Regions from separate parts of the Homo sapiens genome. Here regions 2 and 3 are each linked to region 1. The links are chromatin contacts, found by Hi-C or POLR2A ChIA-PET in ENCODE. All regions are on one chromosome and are shown on one strand. Each heading gives the region's core, a stretch centred on a gene start or an enhancer-like site at or near the end of the contact. The rest is flanking DNA. Distances are from core to core; before and after follow the strand shown.

The links. A loop is a pair of places that touch in the nucleus more often than their neighbours do. ChIA-PET counts read pairs that join two places held with the same protein, here RNA polymerase II (POLR2A). Pooled maps may share reads with other maps.
Region 2: a pooled map shows a loop between it and region 1 (2.7-fold over the local background). The contact joins two enhancer-like sites. A Hi-C loop is called at or near these places in 2 of 50 pooled maps. POLR2A ChIA-PET finds 5 or more read pairs at or near these places in 4 of 52 experiments (A673, HCT116 and WTC11).
Region 3: a loop to region 1 is called in a pooled map, with 7 times the contacts of the local background. The contact joins two enhancer-like sites. A Hi-C loop is called at or near these places in 3 of 37 single-sample maps with no recorded cell type and 4 of 50 pooled maps.

The regions. Positions count from the first base shown.
Region 1 is chr16:75,318,908-75,323,261 of GRCh38, forward strand. All of the region lies in intron 5 of CFDP1 (craniofacial development protein 1), which reads right to left. Among named protein-coding and RNA genes, the nearest start is that of BCAR1, 69 kb to the left of the region's middle. RefSeq lists an enhancer at 726-895. Within about 2 kb of position 1,369, at least 6 of the 41 ENCODE cell types and tissues checked have a DNase peak (open chromatin) inside an H3K27ac peak, as active enhancers do.
Region 2 is chr16:75,515,070-75,519,185 of GRCh38, forward strand. No RefSeq gene overlaps it. Among named protein-coding and RNA genes, the nearest start is that of CHST5, 19 kb to the right of the region's middle. RefSeq lists a silencer at 1,715-2,154. Within about 2 kb of position 2,347, at least 33 of the 41 ENCODE cell types and tissues checked have a DNase peak (open chromatin) inside an H3K27ac peak, as active enhancers do.
Region 3 is chr16:75,073,791-75,077,936 of GRCh38, forward strand. The region is part of intron 1 of ZNRF1 (zinc and ring finger 1); the gene reads left to right. Among named protein-coding and RNA genes, the nearest start is that of LDHD, 41 kb to the right of the region's middle. RefSeq lists enhancers at 1,046-1,546, 1,547-2,047, 1,897-2,126. Within about 2 kb of position 1,535, at least 7 of the 41 ENCODE cell types and tissues checked have a DNase peak (open chromatin) inside an H3K27ac peak, as active enhancers do.

The sequences.
Region 1 (4,354 bases), core at 119-2,618:
ATCATAGACACCTCTCTTAAAACAAGTCATGCCTGCCCCTTTCTAGAAATGAGAAGGCACATTAAGCACATAGCTTTAAATGAAACTCATAGGAGCCGAACACATTTTGCAAAATTACTCCCTCTCAATACCAAACTTACTTTATTTATTTATTTTTTTGAGATGAAGTTTCTGTTGCCAGACTGGAGTGCAGTGGAGCGATCTCGGCTCACTGCAACCTCTGCCTCCCGGGTTCAAGTGATTCTCCAGCCTCAGACTCCTGAGTAGCTGGGATTACAGGCACATGCCACCATGCCCAGCTAATTTTTGTATTTTTAGTAGAGATGGGGTTTCACCATGTTGGCCAGGATGGTCTTGATCTCTTGACCTTATAATCCACCTACCTCGGCCTCCCAAAGTGCTGGGATTACAGGTGTGAGCCACCACGCCCAGCCCCAAACTTCTAACTGCTACTAAATAAGCATGCAAAATTCCAAATGAGGAGGAGATAGACATTGGACACAGCTGTGATCCTTGACACCTCAAAGTTACATCTGGGGTTGGGGGGGAACGTGCTTTATGGTCGTTGCATTACACGAGACTGAAGTGGTGAAGGTCATTTTTCAGCACTTAGCGCTCCTGCTAGGGTCCTGACTCCCAAATCTACTTTCTCAGTGGCATCCGCAACATCGTTTGCTCACTCAGTTGCCAGGGTAGCAGCTCTGGCCTCCTAGAGGCCACAATTCTACTAATATCAATGGGAAAACTTAATGAGGCTCAGATCCCAACCTGCCCCTCTTCCTCCAGAGGCAGCTTCCACTTCTCCTCACAAAGCTGGGATATGGCATCATCAGCGTTCCCCCTGTGGTGCCACCCCTCACAACCCAGGATTTAAAGAGCCCTTAGGAAGCAATCATCTATACAAGGGTGATCACAAGAATGGGGTTACTTAAGCATGAGCCCTAAGTGTCACTTTGCTAAGGCAATACAATGGATTTCAACAAAGAAATATTCGTTTCCACGTAGTTTGATACTGAAAGCAGAAAACTTTCTTTTTACTGCATGCAGGAAATGGTTTTCATAGAGGCTAACCACAGCTGAGCCATCTGTAAACCACAACATTGTTTCTCTTTAACAAATGGAAGATTTTTACCCACGGTATCACTGACCATCAAAAAGAATTCCCATCCTCCATCTCTAGAGCAAGAGAAAACGGTAAGTAGAGTTTCTTTCCTTAATCTGCTAGCCAGGGGTTGCTAAAACAGCCTTTTCATTCAGAAATGTAGTTTGTCCTCCAAGGTTCATCCCATCCCTACTGCTAGGAGATGTATGAACCCTTAAACAAGTCCAGTTTCTTTGCATTCTGAGACCCCCTCGGAGCATGCGCTTTTATGTGACCATGACTCACACTGGGTCATAATGTAAAACGTGTAACTATGACTGAAGGCCAAAAAGTTTGAAAAAGATGCTTTAGCGTTAACTGGCTGGCAAACGAAGAAGGTCTGCTGAAACAAAGTTGGCTGCTCTGCCAACAGATTGTTTGAAGGAAAACTAGTTAAAAAAAAAAGAAAAAAATCAAGTGCAATCAACTAAAGTAGGGCAGACCCTTCCATTCTTTGATTTTTCCCTGTGTATTAGCCATTTGCTTTGGGAAACTTGGCATCACGATCTCCCTGCTGTGAGAGCAAGGCCTCTGACCCAGGGCTCCTCACCCCAGACTGTGAGAGTGTGTGATTGACACCCTCTCCTGGGGGACGAGTGGCTTTGCTATGGCCTTCCAGTCACCGTGAGGCTCAGCTGGTGACTCTGCAAGGATTGCATGAGTGTGTTCATTGTTCTCACTGTTCAGATGAAGGAAAGGGGCTCAGAATATGGGACATTGATGGTCTCATGTGAATTAAACAACTGAAATGAGGGGGACTCATGCAAATAAAAGAACAAAATCCAAAAACATGACCTGAGTCACACCAAGGAATAGTTTCCCTCTAAGAATGAAGAGAAACAAGAACCCAAATATAAGCTACTAAATGTACTTGTACTCTGGAAGAATGCTGGAAAATCTGATGACTTACTATTTCTTATTCTCAGCTAGTATTTTTTTTTTAAGAGATGGGATCTTGCTGGTTTTGAACTCCTGGGCTCAAGTGAACCTCCTGCCTCAGCTTCCTGAGTAGCTGGGAGTCACAGGCACACGCCATCATGCCTTGCTCAGCTAACAGCTAATACTTTAATATTTTAATAAATTATTATTATTATTTTTACAAGACAAGATCTCACTATGTTGTTCAGCCTGATCCTGAACTCCTGGGCTCAAGGGATCCTCCTACCTCGGCATTCCAAAGTGCTGGAATTACAGGCGTGAGCCACAGTGCCCAGCCTGGCTAATACTTTTTATAATAGCTTTACTGAGATGTAATCCACATTCTAAAGATTTCACCTATTTAAAATGGTACAACTCAGTGGTTTTTAGTATATCCATTACCACAATCTCATTTTAGAAAATTGCCACTCCTGCCAAAAAGCCCCTTATATCCAGTAGCAGTTACTCTTCATTCCCCTCACCAGCTCTTGGCAACTACTAATCTACTTTCTGCCTCAACAGATTTACCTATCTCTCAGGTAATACTTTAAACCAAGCTTGTCCAACCTGCCTTATTCTGTTATTGTTTTGTTTTGTTTTGGGCTTTTACCAGCCTGAAGCCATGTTTTTCAGTTTCTGCCTCTAGTGATAAGCGGAAAAGAGGGGTGAGGAAGGGGCTTTATGGGCCCAACCAGAAACAGAAACTAAGAACTCATGACTGTATTCTCTCCCTTGGACACCCCTGCTTTAAACCATAAATTTAAGATTATATATAAGCATCCAGAAGAAACAACACATCTCTCAGTTGGTATCTATCACAGCCTCCTATAGGAAACACATTTAAACTTTCCTAATTTGTTTTCTTTTTCTTTTTCGAGACCAAGTCTTGCTTTGTCGCCCAGGCTGGAGTGCAGTCGTGCGATCTTGGCTCACGGCAAGCTCCACTTCCCAGGTTCATGCCATTCTCCTGCCTCAGCCTCCCGAGTAGCTGGGACTACAGGCGCCCGCCACCATACCCGGCTAATTTTTCTGTAATTTTAGTAGAGACGGGGTTTCACCGTGTTAGCCAGGATGGTCTCGATCTCCTGACCTTGTGATCCACCCGCCTCGGCCTCCCAAAGTGCTGGGGTTACAGGCGTGAGCCACCGCGCCCAGCCTATTAAACTTTCCTAATTTGTTTTCTACATGATGGTCATGCATACATTTTGTAAGAAGAATCAGAAATCTAGTCTTTACACAGGAATATTAGAATATCTGGGCATTGCTTGTAAAGTGAAGTCCCAGATATCACCAACACTATTTCGGATCTGTGTTTTTAAAGCACTTGGGTACAGTGGCTTTGCAGTCAGTGTAGAAACCTGTCCCTCCCACTTAATAAATTTTTATTTATAGTCATGTGTTGCTTATGTTCTGAGAAATGTGTTAGGTGATTTCATTGTTGTGCCCAACATCACAGAGTGTACTTACACAAACCTAGATAGTATAGCCTACTACAGGCTTACATTGTGTGGTAAAGTTTATTGCTCCTAGGCTACAAATCTGTATAGCATGTTACTGTACTAAGTACTGTAGGCAACTGTAACAGAATGGTAAGCATCTATGTCTAAACACATCTAGACCTAGAAAAGGTACAGTAAAAATATGGTACAGTTGAGCATCCTAAACCCAAAAATCTGAAATCTAAAATGTTCCAAAATCCAAAATATTTTGAGCACTGACATGACACTCAAAGGAGCATTTCGAATTTTGAATTTCCAGATTTGGGGTGCTCAACCACTAAGTAGAATACAAATATTAAAAAAAAAAAAAATCCCAAATCGGAAACACTTCTGGTCCCATGCATTTTGGGTAAGGGATACTTAACCTGTGTATAAAAGATAAAAAAAGGTACAGCTGTATAGGAAGTTTACCATGAATGGTGGAACCCGCAGGACTGGAAGTTGCTCTGGGTGAGTCAGTGAGTGAGTGGTGAGTGAATGTGACGGCCAAGGACATTACTGCACACTACTGTGGATTTTATAACCACTGTACACTTAGGCTACAATACATTTATTTAGAAAATTTTTTTTTCTTCAATAAAAATTTAACCTTAGCTTACTGTAACTTTATAAACTTTTTAATCTTTTAAAACTTTTTGACTGTTTTTTAGTAATGCTTAGCTTAAAACATAGCACAGCTGTAGAAAAACTTTCTTTATACCCTGTTTCTGTAAGGTTTTTTTCTATTTTAAAATGTTTTCACTGTTTTTACTTTTTAACGTTAAAAAAAAAAAAACTAAGACAAACACACACATTA
Region 2 (4,116 bases), core at 1,097-3,596, 200 kb after region 1:
TCTCAATCTTTTCTTAATGAAATAAAAGTGAACTAAAAGCCAGAAGAGTCAACAGAATATTCAGTTCCAAAGTATCACCCCATATAGGACTGTTAATTAAGAGAGGGTTCAGGTACCCTTACAATGGAGAGAGCTGACAGACACCATCTTCACGAAAGGATCAAACTTGTCAACAAAGGTATAAACTGACATCTCTTAAGGTGATCCACTGACAAGTGTACATCACCTATGAAGGTGGCATTCTGAACAAAAAATCTGAATCTAATAATGAAGAAAATCAGAGGAAGCTAGATTGTAAACATTCTATGAAACAATTGGCATAGGCCAGGCATGGTGGCTCAAGCCTGTAATCCCAACACTTTGAAAGGCCGAGGTGGCTGGGTCACTTGAGATCAGGAGTTCCAGACCAGCCTAGCCAACATGGTGAAACCCTGTCTCTACTAAAAAAAAAAAAAAAAAATAGCTGGGCATGGTGTGCATGCCTGTAATCCCAGCTACTCGGGAGGCTGAGGCAGGAGAATGGTGTGAACCCAGGAGGTGGAGCTTGCAGTGAGCCGAGATCGAGCTACTGCACTGCAGCCTGGGAGACAGAGCGAGACTCCGCCTCAAAAAAAAAAGGCTGGGCGGGCAGGCTCACACCTGTAATCCCAACACTTTGGGAAGCCGAGGCAGGCAGATCACCTGAGGTTGGGAGTTGACGACCAACGTGACCAACATGGAGAAACCCCGTCTCTACTAAAAATACAAAATTAGCCAGGCGTGGTGGTGCATGCCTGTAATCCCAGGTACTCGGGAGCCTGTGACAGGAGAATCGCTTGAATCTAGGAGGGGGAGGTTGCAGTGAGCCGAGATCGCGCCATTGTACTCCAGCCTGGGCAACAAGAGCTAAACTCCGTCTCAAAAATAAATAAATAAGGAAACAAAAACAGATTAATCTGGTCCCAGTAGTGTCTCCAGATTGCACGAACATTTCATTTTTCACACAGGGTCACCAGAATACCATCAATTTTTTGGTATCACTGTCAAAAGTGATCCTAGCACCTTCTGAAATAACGTGAGCTGCCAGATTCTCATTTCAGGAATGACCACAAGCGAACATCTGCATCTGACCCCAACCTGCCTGATGACCTTACCCGCTACTTCACAATCCCGTCCAGGAAAATCCCTGGGCACATAACACTGCAAGTCCCAGGTGTCCGCTGAAGGGCGCCTGGCAGTCACTGCCCAGGGGATGAGAAATCACAGGTGCCTTGTTTGGAACTAGAGTCTGGAATCTCGTCCTCCTTCCCTCTGCTCTGGTCCCTCATTGTTTATGAAGACCTCAGTCCCCTCTGCTGGGAGCCCCACCTCCCCTTTCAGGGCCACGGGCCCCAGTCTTCTTGCCTTTCAAGGACCACACAAATAACTGTGCCTCCCCTCAAAGCTTTTCTCCTCCTTCCCAGGTGAAGTCCTCTCTCCTCCCTCCAGCTTTCAGGGCACGGAGCGTTCTTTCTGGCATTGGAATTCTGAGCAACCCTCCTAGCAGGCCCAGCTCAAGCCGCAGCGGGGAGGAAGAGTTCAAAGGAAGCTATGCCAAAGATCTCGAAGGCTTAGTGGGAGACCCAGCAACAGGTGGCACCAGGTCTGGGAAAGAGACTCCTAGAAAGCGGAGCGGGTCTCGGAGGGGGTGGATTTGGCCCGAGGTGCCCGCGATCAGCGAACGAGCGCCCGCACGGAGGAGCCGGGCTGCAGCTCCCGGGCAAGGGGAGCGCGAGCTCTGACTCCTCAGCCGGGCCGGGCCGGGCCGCTCCGAGGCCCCTCGAAGGAGGCCGGGCGCCGTGGGGCAACCCAGGCAGGGCGCGGACCACCGCCTCCCGGGCTCGTGGGGTGCAGCTCTGAACCTGAGGCGCTCGGAAGCTCAAGGCCAAGACCCGCTCGGGTGGTGGCCGAGCGCCCTCCAGCCCCGGGTCCACCTGCGGCCGCTCCCTGCACCTCACGCCCAGCGGGGCTCCGGGGACCTGCCTCAGGGACCGGCGAGGAAGTGACGGGTAAAGGGGTCCGGGAGAGCAAAGGGACCCCCCTCCGGGAGGACAGCGCCCACCCAGCAGGTCAGCGGCACACCGGGGACGCCGCCCGGACTCGGGGCGCCCATAACCCGGCCCACCCGCCGCTGCTGTCGCTTCCCTAGAGCTCCATCCGGTCGCCATTCACCACTGAGTTAAGGGACCAGCTACCGAAGGGCAGCAGCGGCCAGCCACCAGCCCCCTCGCCGCCTCAGCGTCACTCCACCCGAGACCCTCTTCCTCCAATCCCAACGGCGCTGCCAAGTGACCGTTCCCTCCTCCAATGAGAAGGCGCTCCAGCCGGCGGGGGCAGAGCCAGAGTTGTTCCCGCCCCTGAGGTTGCGCAGGGCTAGCACAGACCCACCCCCTCGGACGCGCGCTATCCTGGAGAAGCGGCCCCTGCCCGCGAACTGCGCGCTCTGCTCTGCCCTTCTCTGCAGCGCCCCCTGTAGGAAAGAAGGGAATTGCATGCGGCCCCCCCGCCCCCGGCCAGAGCTGTGGATTTACCAGGGATCTGGCAAAGCAGTGATCAGAACAGATTTGTAACGTTGTAGTATCTAGGTCTGGACCCCAATATTTACGAAGTCTTCATGAGTAGAATACGAACATTCTCAGGCCGGGTGCGGTGGCTCACGCCTGTACTCCCAGCACTCTGGGGGGAGGCCGAGGCGGGCGGATCACTTGAGGTCAGGAGTTTGAGACCATCCTGGCCAACATGGTGACACCCCGTCTCTTCCAAAAATACAAAAATTAGCCGGGCGTGGTGGTGCGCGCCTGTATCCTAGCTAGTCGGGAGGCTGAGGCAGGAGAATCGCTTGAATCCGGGAGGAGGAGGTTGCAGTGAGCCGAGATCGGGCCCCTGCACTCCAGCCTGGGCGACAGAGTGAGACTCTGTCTCAAAAAACAAAAAAAAAAAAAAAAAAAGAGAGAAAACAAAAAACAAGCAAAAAAAAATTCTCTATTTAAACCGGATAGTAAAAAGCCTATTTTTTTTTTTGAGACGGAGTCTTGCTCTGTCGCCCAGGCTGGAGTGCAGTGGTGCGATCTCGGCTCACTGTAAGCTCCGCCTCCCGGGTTCACGCCGTTCTCCTGCCTCAGCCTCCCAAGTAGCTGGGACTACTGGCGCCTGCCACCAGGCCCGGTTAATTTTTTGTATTTTTTTTTTTTTTTTTTTTTTTAGTAGAGACGGGCTTTCACCATGTTAGCCAGGATGGTCTCGATCTCCTGACCTTGTGATCCGCCCGCCTCGGCCTCCCAAAGTGCTGGGATTACAGGCGTGAGCCACCGCGCCCGGCCTTGTAAAAAACCTATTAAAAGGCTGGTGTGGGACCGGAATGGGAGGGAGGTTGGCCTGTGGATATATAGTCTCTGTACAGTGCAAAGTAGTTGTTTTTTGTTGTTGTTTTGAGACAGGGTCTAGCTCTGTCGCCCAGGCTGGAGTGCAGTGGCACGATCTTGGCTCACTGCAGCCTCTGCCTCAAGCAATTCTCATTCCTCAGCGTCCTGAGTAGCTGGGATTACAGGCATGCACCACCATGACCAGCTAATTCTCTAATTCTCTCTCTCACTGTCTCTCTCTCTCATGTGTGTGTGTGTGTGTGTGTGTGTGTGTGTCTAAGAATGGGGTCTCGGCTGGGCGCAGTGGCTCATACCTGTAATCCCAGCACTTTGGGAGGCCGAAGCTGGTGTATCACTTGAGGTCAGGAGTTCGAGACTAGCCTGGCCTACGTGGTGAAATCTCCTCTCTACTAAAAATACAAAAATTAGCTGGGCGTAGTGGTGCGCGCCTGTAGTCCCAGCTACTCAGGAGGCTGAGGCAGGAGAATCGCTTGAACCTGGGAGGTGGAGGTTGCAGTTGGCCAAGGTGGCACCATTGCACTCCAGCCTGGGCAACAGAGCAAAACTCTGTCTGATAAAAGAAAAGAAAAGAAAAGAAATTAAAAAAAGAATGGGGTCTCACTGTGTTACCCCAAGCTGATCTCGAACTTGTGCCTGAAACAATCCTCCCTGCCTGAGCTTCTCAAAGTGCTGAGATTACAAGCATGAGCCACCTTGCCCAGCTGCTACCGAGTTT
Region 3 (4,146 bases), core at 285-2,784, 240 kb before region 1:
CCTCGTGCTGTATTCTGATTGACCTGTGTGAGGATTTCGCTAGGAAATATACCCAGAAATAGGGTTGCCGGATCATAGACTAGGGAACTTTCCGGTTCACTTCTGAGGACTCAGAAAACATGATTATGTCCCTTTTCTCTTGCTATTTTCTCGTAAATGTCAGGAAGGTAGGTTGCTTAAAATACCCTAACTTTCAGCCTGGCTCTAGAATCTTGCAGTGCTACCACCCGGAGAGCAGAGATAAAGATTGGGATTTTATTCTCTGTGGGTCAGTTTGAGGTTTGCATTTTTTCACTTGGAATGATTGAAACTCGTGCTGCTCCTTCCGCGTGCATGTGTAAAACGAGCCACAGACTGCTAGTCTGTTCTGCTCTCCTGCTGTCCGTGACCGTTGCTAGACCTCCTGTATGGAGGCAGTGTGGTGCCATGGAAGGAGGCGATGCAGTAGAGTCAGGCCGGCATAAGTGGCTTCTCTGCATGTGTGTCAGCCCCATCCCTAAGCTGGGGTCATGCCACCCGGTGAGGCTCCATATGCCAGCATGTAGCACAGAGCCTACTGGGTGACCCTTCCAACAGCCCCTTGAGAGGAGAGGGCACAGTGCTGCATAAGTTGGTGTCTAAAGGGTGTGGAGTTGTATTTAAGCCTTTACTATCACATTGTGAATATTTATGGGTGGATTTATTTCGTGTCTGGAATTTTCTTCAAAATAATCTGGTGCAGGGAGAGTGAGTTGGGATAAAGATCAGATGACCATATAATTTATCATTCAATCCCAGGCAAGTTTGAAACTGAAAGAGGGAGCTATTAATTACACCAAGACGACACGCTTGAACTGGGGTTGTTGCAGCAAACCAAGACATGGACACCTCAGGGGAAAATCAGATAGGACTGACCCTGATTTGATCATTGTTGAAGCTGGGTGATGAGTACCTGGGAGCTCACTCTATTCAATTTTTTTGTTTGTCTGAAAATTTCCATAATAAAGGTTTTTTTAGGCCCAGTGCAGTGGCTCATGCCTATAATCCCAGCTCTTTAGGAGGCCTGGGCAGGAGGATCACTTGAAGCCAGGACTTGGAGGCCAGCCTGGGCAACATAACAAGGCCCTGTCTCTATAAAAAGTAATAATAATAAAATATTGAATAAATGTATTAAGGAAATGTTTGTATCAGAGTGCAGAAGCACCCAAAAGTTCGCACTGTCCAGGAAATGGCTGTTGAGTACTTTGCCAACCCCTGCCTGGGGTCATAAGCCCAGGTCACCATGCTGTCTGCTTTTCCCCCCTATCTCTGGGCACTTCCAGGTGGGGGTGGGTGGGAGGGAGTAAATGGAGAGGCTCCTCCTACTCTTCATTGTTGGTGGGAGGAATGAGAACCTGGAGGCTGTCCTAGCTGTCTGTGACTTGATTTAGCATAGGGGGAAAGGGCTGACCTTTTTCCTGCCAGCAGTACTGTCAAGGCCTGCCCAGGTGGCAGCCGAAGTAGCTCCCTTCATGCCCACTGCACACCACAGCATGGTGGCAGGGGCGCCTGCAGTCTGTGCACATGCACACATGATCGTTCTCTGCACCCCTTATCGGAACTGCGGGTTGGGCAGGAAGCAGCATGACCGCAGTGGGTTCCTAACCGACATTCTGTCTCACACACGCTTCACTGTCCTACTTAACCCTCGCTGTGGTATGGCAGTTACTGGAACCTTGACTGGTAGAAGGTAGCCTCTGCTGGGAATGGACTCAGACAGCAGGCTGACTGCCCTTAATTTGTTATCTCTTTCCGGTTGTACAGCTGGGCCTTTTTCACACATTTCCGTGAAGTGTGATGTTCATTCATCCAACAGATATTTTCAAGAGCCCATCATATGCCAGGCTCTAGGGCTACAGCAGTAAAATAAACAGACTCTGCCTTCAAGGGGCTTATACTGTAAGGGGGCCACAGACAGCAGGTGCAGCAAAGGTGGAGGAGGAGGGTCACCTTTCTCACATGGCTGCTGAGTGCTCAGGAATCGATGTTAGGATGCTGTCATGTGGAGATCATTGGCAACCGTGGAAAGGATGGTTTTAGAGATTGGAGCAGGTTCAAGAGGAACTGGGAGAGGAAGTGAAGATGGCCATTGGAGATGCTTCATTGGAACTGGGGCAGTTGCTGCAGGTGTAGGTGGGATTGAGAGAGCGTTGTGTGAGGTAGAGAATAGCTTACATATGTGGACTCAGGAGAGAGGAAAAATATGCTTAACAGAACTTGTTCTGAATGGCCCTTTTGTATGCCATAGCAAATATCAAACAACCCTGATCATGAGATATAGAGCCCTGGAGGGCCTGATTCAGTTTTCTTCTTCCTTCAGAGTCCCATCTTCTCCATACTAAAAGTAAATCACAAATATTTGGATTGTTATTGACATATCTATTATATGTTTTAATCTTCTATCTATAATCTTTCTCTTGTTATATAAATGGTTCTGAACTTTTGGGTTCTAAGCCCAAACACTTTTGACATCTAACTCTATGAATCTCCCTTAGAATGTGGCATCTTATTTCAGGAGGCTGATGGATCCGCTGATGTCCATCCCCATAGGTTTCAGGTCAAGAGCCTGTGTGTGGGACACATTCGCTAGACAGCCACTTCGGGATGTGAAAGAAATGAGAGCTCTGTGGCCTCCTCTTTTCTTCTCTTCCCTAATGGGTCATCCCTTCACTGAGGGGAGAAATTATATTTGTTTTGCCATTTTCCTTACAACTTAATAACTAGAATACATATGAATGGATAGACAGACTGACTGACTTGATTGCTTATCCTATTTAAGTGTGGCACATTCAGTCCATAGCACATGGCATCCTCTCTTGGGGCACAGTTTTCAATGGTTTCCCAAGAGAGGATGCCATGTGCTACGGACTGAATGTGTTTTATCCCCCTCCTCCCCCAAAATTCATGTGTTGAAGCCTAATCCCTAATGTGATGGTATTTGAAGGAGGACTTTTGGGAGATAAGTGAGTTTAGAAGAGGTCGTGAGTGTGGTGCCTTTATGATGGAATTATTAGTGCCCCCAGAAGAAGAAGAGACACCAGCGCTTTCTCTCCAGCATGTGAGACACAGCAAGATGGTGGACCTTTGCAAATCAGGGAGAGGCCCTCACCACACATCAGACCTGGCAGCACCTTGATCTTGGGCTTCTCAACCTCCAGAGCCATGAGAGATAAATGTTTATTGTTTAAGCCGTCCAGTCTGCAGTATTTTGTTACAGCAGCTCAAACTGACTAAGATATCCTGCTTCATAATTTTCAGCAGAGCCAGGGAACCCCAGCTACTCTCCTTTAAGAGTTGATCCAGGCCGGGCATGGTGGCTCGTGCCTGTAATCTCAGCACTTTGGGAGGCCAAGGTGGGCGGACCACGAGGTCAGGAGATCGAGACCGTCCTGGCCAACATGGTGAAACCCCATCTGTACTGAAAATACAAAAAATTAGCTGGGGCTGGGCGCGGTGGCTCACGCCTGTAATCCCATCACTTTGGGAGGCTGAGGCAGGCGGATCACCTGAGGTCGGGAGTTTGAGACCAGCCTGACCAACATGTACAAACCCCGTCTCTACTAAAAATACAAAATTAGCCAGGCGTGGTGGTGTATGCCTGTAGTCCCAGCTATTCGGGAGGCCGAGGCAGGAGAATTGCTCGAACCTGGGAGACAGAGGTTGCGGTGAGCCAAGACCGCACCACTGCACTCCAGCCTGGCGACAGAGCGAGATTCCGTCTCAAAAAAACAAACAAAAAAAGAGTTGATTTTTTAGAAGAACAGCCATTTCTCTTAGAAGGTTTTACATTCATTTCCTGTTGTTGCTGTAGCAAATATCCACAAATTTGACAACACAAATGTATTTTCTTGCATTTTTGGAGATGAGAAATCTGCATTGGTCTCGCTGGGCTGAAATCAAGGTGTCTGCAGTGCTGTGCTGCTTCTGGAGGCTCTAGGGGAGAATCCATTTCCTTGTCTTTCCCAGCTCCTGGAGGCCACGCTTTCCTTGGCTCATGGTCCCTTCCTCTAACTTCAAAGCTAATGGCAAAGCATCTTCAAATCTCTGTCTGTCTGCTTCCATAGTCATGTCTTCTTCTCTGCCTCTCTCTTTCCATAATAAAGATGCTGTGATTACATCGGACCCACC